Linked DNA regions of Mus musculus: region 1 is linked to region 2. A link is a contact called in ENCODE Hi-C or POLR2A ChIA-PET data. All regions are on one chromosome and are shown on one strand. The core of a region is the stretch at or near the end of the contact, and the rest is flanking DNA. Distances in the headings are between cores, read along the strand shown.

Evidence for each region. Hi-C counts contacts between places; a loop is a spot of excess contacts on that map. ChIA-PET counts read pairs that join two places held with the same protein, here RNA polymerase II (POLR2A).
Region 1: a map of heart shows a loop between it and region 2 (10-fold over the local background). The contact joins the promoter of Rpap1 here to the promoter of Mapkbp1 in region 2. A Hi-C loop is called at or near these places in 1 of 37 maps with a recorded cell type or tissue (heart). POLR2A ChIA-PET finds 5 or more read pairs at or near these places in 3 of 5 experiments (Patski and embryonic stem cell).

The regions. Positions count from the first base shown.
Region 1 is chr2:119,786,143-119,790,724 of GRCm38, forward strand. It overlaps Rpap1 (RNA polymerase II associated protein 1), which reads right to left and starts at 1,395. Exons shown (of 25, transcript NM_001163701.1): 1 at 1,273-1,395.
Region 2 is chr2:119,970,402-119,974,792 of GRCm38, forward strand. Mapkbp1 (mitogen-activated protein kinase binding protein 1) reads left to right here and starts at 2,298. Exons shown (of 30, transcript NM_011941.3): 1 at 2,298-2,767. The coding sequence starts at 2,651.

The sequences.
Region 1 (4,582 bases), core at 145-2,644, 190 kb before region 2:
TCTGGAGTGTCTGAAGACAGCTACAGTGTACTTACATATAATAAATAAATAAATAAATAAATCTTTAAAAAAAAAAAAAGAGACACTTGTACCAGTATAAGAAACTATTTGGAATAATACTTCCATCTTGAGTAGTGGTCAAGTCAAGTTTACTTGGCACAAAGAGACATGTACTTGCGTAATTGACCTCCTAATTGGCAAGTTAAGACACATGAATGTTAGACAAGTCCCATCCCAGTAGACAAGTTAAGACCTGAATATTAGATAAGGCAAGTCCCCTGCCACAGTTGAATACCCCAACCAATAGGAACACAGTGAGTGGTGTACAACAAAGACATGTTCCCAAGGAAATCCTCCATCCCTAAATCCTGAATAACTTGGCACAGATGTTTGTGGATTTGGGGCCTAAAAATCCTGTAGGATCTTAATTCAAGGGGTATGGTCCAGTTCCCAAATCTGGACCATGGAATTTGGTCAAGTCATGGAATATATGCTCACTAAACTATCCCTGTCTGAGATTGGTGTTTGTGAGACGATTCCCGAACCCCAGTAGTTTCACTGCCCAGTAAATACACACACAAACACGGGGCTGTGACGGGTTGTTTAACAGCAACATTAGAAACCTAAGTCAGAAATAAAATACTAGCTCCACTACTTACTAGTGTAAAATTAGGCAAATTATTTAAGCTATTCCAAATTAAGTTTCAAGCCTGTAAAATGCACAAGGCTGAGACAGACTAATCCCAGCATTTGGGAAGTGGAGGCAGGAAGATAAGGCGTTTCAATTCAACCTGGGATACAGGAAACCTTTCAAAACAACAGCAAGTTATTACTGCATGCAGCGTGCCTTCCACAGTATCTGTTATATAAATAAACTTCAGTGAATGAAAACAGCAAGTCCCATGCTACATAAAGAAGCAAATGTACTCCCCCACAAACTCCAGGGGGGGGATTTGTCTAAAATCAATTAGTGCTAAAAGTTACGCCTTGAATTATAATAAGGATAATTCCGACAGATAACCTCTAAAGCGAAGGAAAACTAACAATGGATTTACTGGGTTTTGGAATAGCCTCTTACATCGCAGCCTATCGGCGACACGACCAATCCAGAGATTGCACCTCAGGCTCTAGTTAAGCATCCTGGATCGCCCGCGTCTGCAACCAAGAGACAGCTCGTGAGGCTCGAAATGAAGAGCTGTACCCGAGGTTTAGGTAACACAAGCTACTTCTGTGCAAAGACTCCCAAGCAGGTATGATAAAGTAACCAGACACCTTGCTTCTGGGTTCTCCACCTGAGTAACTTGATCGGGGTCTCTGCAAACAGCAACCTACTCCAACCAAACCCGCCTGGGCGCCGCCATCTTGGCCGTGCGGACTGGCACTTCCGCCGCCTCTAGAGTTCGGCTTCCGCCGAGCAGCCCCGCCTGCCGCGCTGTGGCTCGCCCGGGAGCTCGAGGGCTCCCAGCTCAGCGTTGTGTCTCTGAACCTCAAGCGGCGAAGCCTGCGGCGACTAATCTTTCTTTACACAGACGCTGGGAACACACGCGTTTGATGTAATGCAGACCCAGGTCTTTCCACAGCACGGCAGATGTAAAAACTTGCACAAACGTCCTTCTGCACTCAACACCGTGCTTAACTGCGTCCTGTATTCCCGCTCCACTCCCCGCACTCAGCATACAAAAGTCTGCACACAAACCAATGCGATCTCCCCAGTGTGCTTTTAGACGAGCGAGAAGGTAACTGTGAGAGGGAGATCCAAAGAAAGCAACTCTCCCAGAGAGCACTGTAAGAATTGGGTGTTAGTGAGAAGACTAAAGAAACTGGTTGTCATCAAGGTTACCCGCTTCCTAAGCATCTTCCCTTCGTTTATGTCAGTCTCTCCTCTTGGGAATTCAACCCCCTTCCCTGCCGTCCCTTCCCACAAAGTTTATCCCCTTTAAGGTCTAGCCAGAATCAACTTTGATAAAACAACAACAACAAAACAAAACAAAACTTTACCAATCAGTTCTGCCCCCTGAACTTCTAAACTTGGATGGTCTGAAACCCAAGCACTTGCACTAACCACTTGTATGGAGCAGACTGCTGCAATTAGTAGTTACCTTTTCACAAGAGAAGTTCTTTCAGCCTTGTGATATGAAAGGCTTGAGTAATTCTGGCACTTGGGAGACTGATATTGGAGGATGACAGACTCAATGTCTACTTAGGTTACACAGTGAGACCCTGGTTTTTTTTTGTTTCATTTTGTTTGTTTTTACATTTTTCCAGTCAGGGTTTCTTTGTGCAGTCCTGGCTATCCTGGAACTCACTCTGTAGACCAGGCTGGCCTCAAATTCAGTCTCTTGAATTAAAGGTGTGTGCCATCACCTATGGGCAAAAACCTTTTTTTTTTTTAATTTTTATATTTATTTCCTTTTAAATATACACATTTACTTGGGAGGCAGAGGCAGGCAGATTTCTGAGTTCGAGGCCAGCATGGTCTACAAAGTGAGTTCCAGGACAGCCAGGGCTATACAGAGAAACCCTGTCTTTATAAACAAACAAACAAACAAACACATTTGCCTGCATGAATATTTGTGCATTATGTGTATGCCCTGAGAAGCAACAAGAGGGAGTTAGATCTCCAGGAACTGGAGTTACAGATGGTTGTGGTCCACCATGTGGGTGCTGGGAATTGAACTCTGAAAGAACAACAGGTGCTCATTTTTAAAAATGTTTTTTTATTTCTATTTATTAAATCTGTGTTTTGGGGGGCTGGAGAGATGGCTCAGCGGTTAAGAGCACTTACTGCTCTTCCGAAGGTTCTGAGTTCAAATCCCAGCAACCACATGGTGGCTTGCAACCATCCTTAATGACATCTGACTCCCTCCCCTGGTGTGTCTGAAGACAGCGACAATGTACTTACATATAAAATAAATAATAAATAAAATCTAAAAAAAAGAGTTTTTTAAAAAAATGTGTGTTTTGCTTGCATGTATGTATTTGTGCCACATGCATGTCTGGAGCCCAAGGAATTAAAATGAGGATGTCAAGACAGTATTGGATATCCTACAACTGCAGTTACAGATAGTTGTGAGCTACTGTGTGATGCTAAAAGCCAAGCAACACTGGTCCTTTGCAAGAGCAACAAGTGCTCTCAACTGATGAGACACCTCTGTTGCCCAGTGCCCTGTTTTGGCTAAATAAAAAGTCCTGTGCATGAGAAAGGACTGGTTAGACTGATTTCCCTGTGAGCATGGATCCTTGTCTTTTGCCTCCATTAATGTTCAGCAATCAATGTATCACTGTGCACATACTTATCCTTAGTAAATCATTGTTTGAGGCTAGCCCAGGATAGCCAATGTTAATTCAGAGGCTTAAAACTTTAGTAGGCATCAGAATTTACTGGTGAGAATTGTTACAACACATTGATGATGCTGGGCATAGTGATATGCACCAGTAATCCCAGCACTGGGAATGCAGAGGCAAGAAGATTGCTACGGCTCAAGGCTAGCCCAGGCTACTTAATGAAACCAAATCTCAATTTCAATCTGTCTCTGGCTGTCTCTGTCTCTGGCTGTCTGTCTCTCTCTGTCTCTGTCTCTCTCTGTCTCTTTCTGTCTGTTTCTCTCACATGTGTGTGAGTGTATGTATGTGAGCACACACACATACACACACACACACACACACACACACACACACACACACACACACACACACACTCACTTGTGCTTGCTAATGGTCCAGAATGGATTCAAATATATGTAATCCTTCAGGGAACCTCCAGGCCTCAGTCACATCTGTAAACTTCAGCTATTAGGGATTAGGCAGCCTTTTGATTTCAAACAGTAGTAGACTACAGCTACTAAGATGTTCTGGAAATGGGGGCAAGAGATGGTACAAAGCGGCAGAATGAAACATGGGAGAAAACCACTGCTCAAAATGAAAGGGTGGATCCTGGAGAACACTGCCAACTAGCAGCCTGTTTTGTTTTTGAAACTTCACAAGGTCAAATGTAGCTCTGACGGGCCTTGATTTTGCTGTGCAACTAGGGATGACCTTGAATTTTTTAGGTCTTCTGCCCTTCATCCCACCACCCACCCACCCCCACTAGAGTGTTGGGAGCTACCACACCCAACCTTTACTGACAAATCTTAGCATCACTAAAGAAGAGAGTTGCACACAATTTCCCTCTTGGTGTGATGACTTAGAAATACAAATATCTAAGGATTCTTTTTGTTTGTTTGCTTTTGCTTTTTGAGACTGTTTTTGCTTTTTTATCTCAGTGTAGCCCTGGCTGTCTTAGAACTTACTCTAGAGACCAGGTTGACCTCAAACTCACAGATATTTGCCTGCCTCTGCCTCCCAAGAGCAGGGATTAAAGGCTTGTGCCACCATGCCCTCCACATCTTGTCCAAAAAGATCAGAATACAGTCAAGCATTATGACCTCGAAAATACTAGCAACACAGGAACATAATATACAATGACCCAAGAATACAATTACCTAAATCCAATTGTGGATAATTGTACCAGTGGCCAGCTAATTTTATTAACTGCTTGTCTAGGAGAGAAGGGAGGATCTTGTAGATTTAAAATTATTTAAGA
Region 2 (4,391 bases), core at 1,048-3,547:
TTGAGGAATCTATGAAGCACAACACTATTCCCATACTAGCATCTTTTTTTTTTTTTTTGACCTTAGCTTGAAAACACCCAATTTCAAGAGTTTTGTTCCCTCATTAAACTTTCTCAACTTCAATGAGTCTCACCTTTAGATATGGAAAGCAAGTGCTTAGAGTTGCCTGTGCAGATCAGACCAGATGAAAATATTTCAGGAATGAAGGTGTCTTTAAGGAGCTAAGCCATAATAGCTTTGGGCGAGAAAGGACGGACACTTTGCAAACCCATAAAAGTGAAACAGATTGCCCAAAGAAAATATGATAAACCCGGTCAGAGAAGAGCAGGACCTGTAGTACACAAATTAAAACACCAGGTGGTGGCATTTGTTAGCAATGTACAGCAGCTTTGTGAGTAGGTCAAATCGCAGATGATTAATGGTGCCGAGTTAATATAGTTAGAGGTGATCATTCTTGTCTTCGGGTCTAGGCGGTAAAATTGGAAGTACCATTTTAGTTTCCTAAAATCTATAATGTGTGGCTTTAGGCGTCCAGTTGCTGTTGACATTTGTATCCAATACGTAGCTATATAGTACACAGGTACCTTCCTGTTTGAACACAGATTGTGCAAGTACCACTAAACTTTTTTGTTTGTTTTTTGTTTTTTCGAGACAGGGTTTCTCTGTATATCCCTGGCTGTCCTGGAACTCACTTTGTAGACCAGGCTGGCCTCGAACTCAGAAATCCGCCTGCCTCTGCCTCCCAAGAGCTGGGATTAAAGGCATGTCCCACCACCGCCCGGCCACTAAACCATTTTTTAAGGATCCTTCCCTCTAACTACCATTTTCCTCAGCAGTTCCTACGGTCTGGAATGGGGGACATGTCAGTGTACTGTTCTAGTTGGGTACAGGCCTTTTGGCTTAAGCTAGCCTTTTCAGAAGGCAGTTTTATTTTATTTAAAGAAATTATGTGTTTGGGTGTTTTGCTTGGTGCCTATGATGGAGGCCAAAAGAGGGAGACAAATCCCTGGGAACTGTTGTGATATGCCATAAGGGTGCTGGTAAATTAAACCTGAGTCTTATGAAAAGAAGCCAGCGCTCTTAATCACCAATCCATCTGTCCAGCGCTCCCCAACCCCCAAGGTAATTTCTTGAAGTAGTAGCTAGATGAAAAATTCTAGCCAACTTACAAATCTATGAAGCATGAGTATGTGGTATTTCCCCTATCTCCATGAGCTAGAACAAAACAAAACAAACAAAACCTGATAGCAGCAAACTTTGACATCGGTGTCAGCCCTAGGGGTGTTTGCAATTTTTGAAAAGACAGAAAAGATCTGGAGTAGCAAAAATACTGTTAATGCTGTTAACAGTATTTCTTGTTAAATGCTATAAGGACGTTGGCAGCTAAGGAAATGATGGATTATATCATGGGTGCCTTTTCAGTTCACAACCTACCCTAAGGCTCTATTTTGAGGCTTGAGTCTTCCATCACTGATAGATTAAGTTCAAAAGTGTGTAAATTGAGTTACTCTGCGTGAGTCATTGTGTTAGGCTGGCCGGAATCAGAAACGATTCCAACTGCGTTAAATCCCAGCACTTGGAATGGAAAGGAGTTCTTTTGGCAGCATCCCAAACCCCCCCCCTCCTTTTTTTTTTTTTTTTTTTTTTTTTTTATGAGTTAGGAATTAAATTTCAGCCGTAATCTCCTAGGCCCACCAAATATCAATCTTAGGCCTGGAGGCGTGGTTATCAAAGTTCTCTAAGAGGACCATGCCTGATAATACCGTAAAAGGCCAGGTTCTCTCAATTCTAAAGCAATATTACATTGACCTTCCTTTAGGAGCGGTACCCACAATTATACTGTGCAGAATCCGAGACCTCTGCGTTCTTGGTTCATTCCTTGGTTCCGCCCCCATAGGCATCAGTCGTCCAATCGGGAACCAATCTGCCACAGACCGCACCCCCTTTACTAGGCCCCGCCCTCCCAGCGCAGCTCGGCCCAGGCTCTAGTTCGCGTTTTGAGCCGCTGGTGCCACCATAGCTACTGCTGCGGCTGCGGCAGCAGAGCTGAAGCCGTCGATCGCGATGCCGGAGGGCGCTGTGAGCTGGGCCCCAGCGAACGGGGGCGCTGACGAGTAGTAGGGTTTCTGAAGTAGGCAGTGGGTGTGGGGGGCTAAAACGGAGCTCCCAAGACTCGGGTGCGGGAGGGAGCTTCTCGCATCGGCTCGGGCCAGCGTGAGCCCGGCGGCCAGCTCGGTGCTTCGGCCCCTTGCCCAGTGGCTTCGGAGGCCTCCTCCCTTGGACACCTCAGTTACCATGGGAACACTTGGGCTGTAACCGGCGCCCGACTGGTCACTAGTTCATCCGATTCTTCAGTTAAACGCCTCTGGCAGGTGTGGGCCTGACATTTCTTCACTCCAGGGGTCGTCCTCCCCTTGTAAAAAAAAATCTAGCAGGCTAGGGTGGGGATGGGGAGTGGGAAAGCGCAGGGCAATGCCCAGAGTAAGAGTTGGTGACAAGCAGAAGACACCTACTGTGATGATAAGGTTGCTTCTGCCATCTCAGGCCAGTGAAAGTGCATATCCGAAGGCTGTGTTGAACGAGAAGGCAGTACCGCTGTTGAGACAAGTCCAAAGGCTAGGCCAGGGACTGTCCTTAGGGGCTCCTCGTTATGATGGCTGGAGAAGGGTCAACCATTACTAGCCGTATCAAGAACTTGCTGAGGTCTCCATCCATCAAATTACGCAGAAGTAAAGCAGGAAACCGGAGAGAGGACCTCAGCTCCAAGGTGAGTCCTGTTGGGAGCCACCTCTTACCTACTCTGTCCTCTCCTGCACTTCGTTCCTTTTTTTTACCTTTCTCTTTCTTGAGGGGCAGGAAGGGGGTGGAAGAATGAAATTTCTCTGTTGGCTTTAAAAGATCATATACGCTTATCTTTGACGACCTGATTTGAAGTTGGAAGAACAGCAGGCGTGGGTGGGCATGCTGAGACGCAGCCATGGCTTGAAGAAGGGCATAGGAAGGCAAACTGGGTTTAACAGGGCCTCAGTTTAAACTAAGTGTGTGCTTGGGAAACAAGTTGACATTTTATGACTCAGTTTCTCTTCTTAGAAGAGTACAGTGAGATCACATATTCTGTAAAGGACCTAGCTGTGACTAATGTATTAGTGTAACAGTTGGGGTTATAATGCCAGACTGTACAACAGAAAGAATATACTAATACACTTCATCTAAGAGAGCAAAACAATTTTTTGACAAGCTTAGTGATGCATGCCTGTAATCCCAGCACTAGGGAGTCAGAGGCAAGTTCAGCCTGGTCTATATAACAATTTCCAGGGGGAGCCAGGGCTACATAGTGATACCCTGTCATGTTCAAAGATGTAGAAGATTGGGCTGGCAAGATTGGACTGGTAGAGACCTTTGCCAACAAGCCTGATCTGATTTTGATTCCTCGGACCCACATGGTGGAAGGAGTAAACCAACTCCTGGAAGTAGTTCTCTGATCTCCACATGTGCATGCACATATGCAGGGGAAGAAATAAATGTAAAATGGTTTATCTCTTTAAGATACTTAAGTTGCTGGGCTAGAGCGATGGCTCAGTGGTTAAGAGCATTGGCTGCTCTACCAGAGGTCCTGAGTTCAATTCCCAGCAACCACATGGTGGCTCACAACCATTTATAATGAGGTCTGATGCCCTCCCTCTTCTGGCATGCAGGTGTACATGCAGATAGAGCAATCATATCCATAATATAATATAAATAAAGATACTTAAGTTGCTTTAACTGGAACGTCTTGGTTTCTCGTGATAACATGAAGGAGCCACGTGTGTGTGCCAGAAAGGCAGCTCTCCTGGTCTGTCCTTGTGGCACTGCTCATTCTGAGCATTGTATGCCAGCATCCTTCTTCTGGGCAGACGTTCATCCATCTTCCATTCTTATACATGTCTGGGATTTGGTCCTTATACTTTTTTTTTTATTTGTTTGGTTTTGTTTCAAGGCAGGCTCTTGTTACACAGTCCTGGATGGGTTCGAACTATAAACTTGTGCCACAGCCTTCTGAGTGCTGGGATTGCTGGCATGCCCAGCTCATATTTTATTCAGTTTTGAGACTCATCACAATTTGGGGCATACAAAAGTAGAATACATTTATTTACAAGATTTCCCTTGAGGGAGTCTTGAGCATTGTTCCCACAGGATCAGATTAGGTTTTGTGTCTTCCTAGGAGCCCATAAACATAGTAACTCTGTGTGGCATAGGATTGCCAAGGGCACAGTCCTTAGAGACAGCAGCATATTGTTGCTCTACCTTAGCAGAGCAATAATTGGCTTTGGTGCCCCTTTCAAGGATTTTTTTTCCGAGACAGGGTTTCTCTGTGTAGCCCTGGCTGTCCTGCAACTCACTCTGTAGACCAG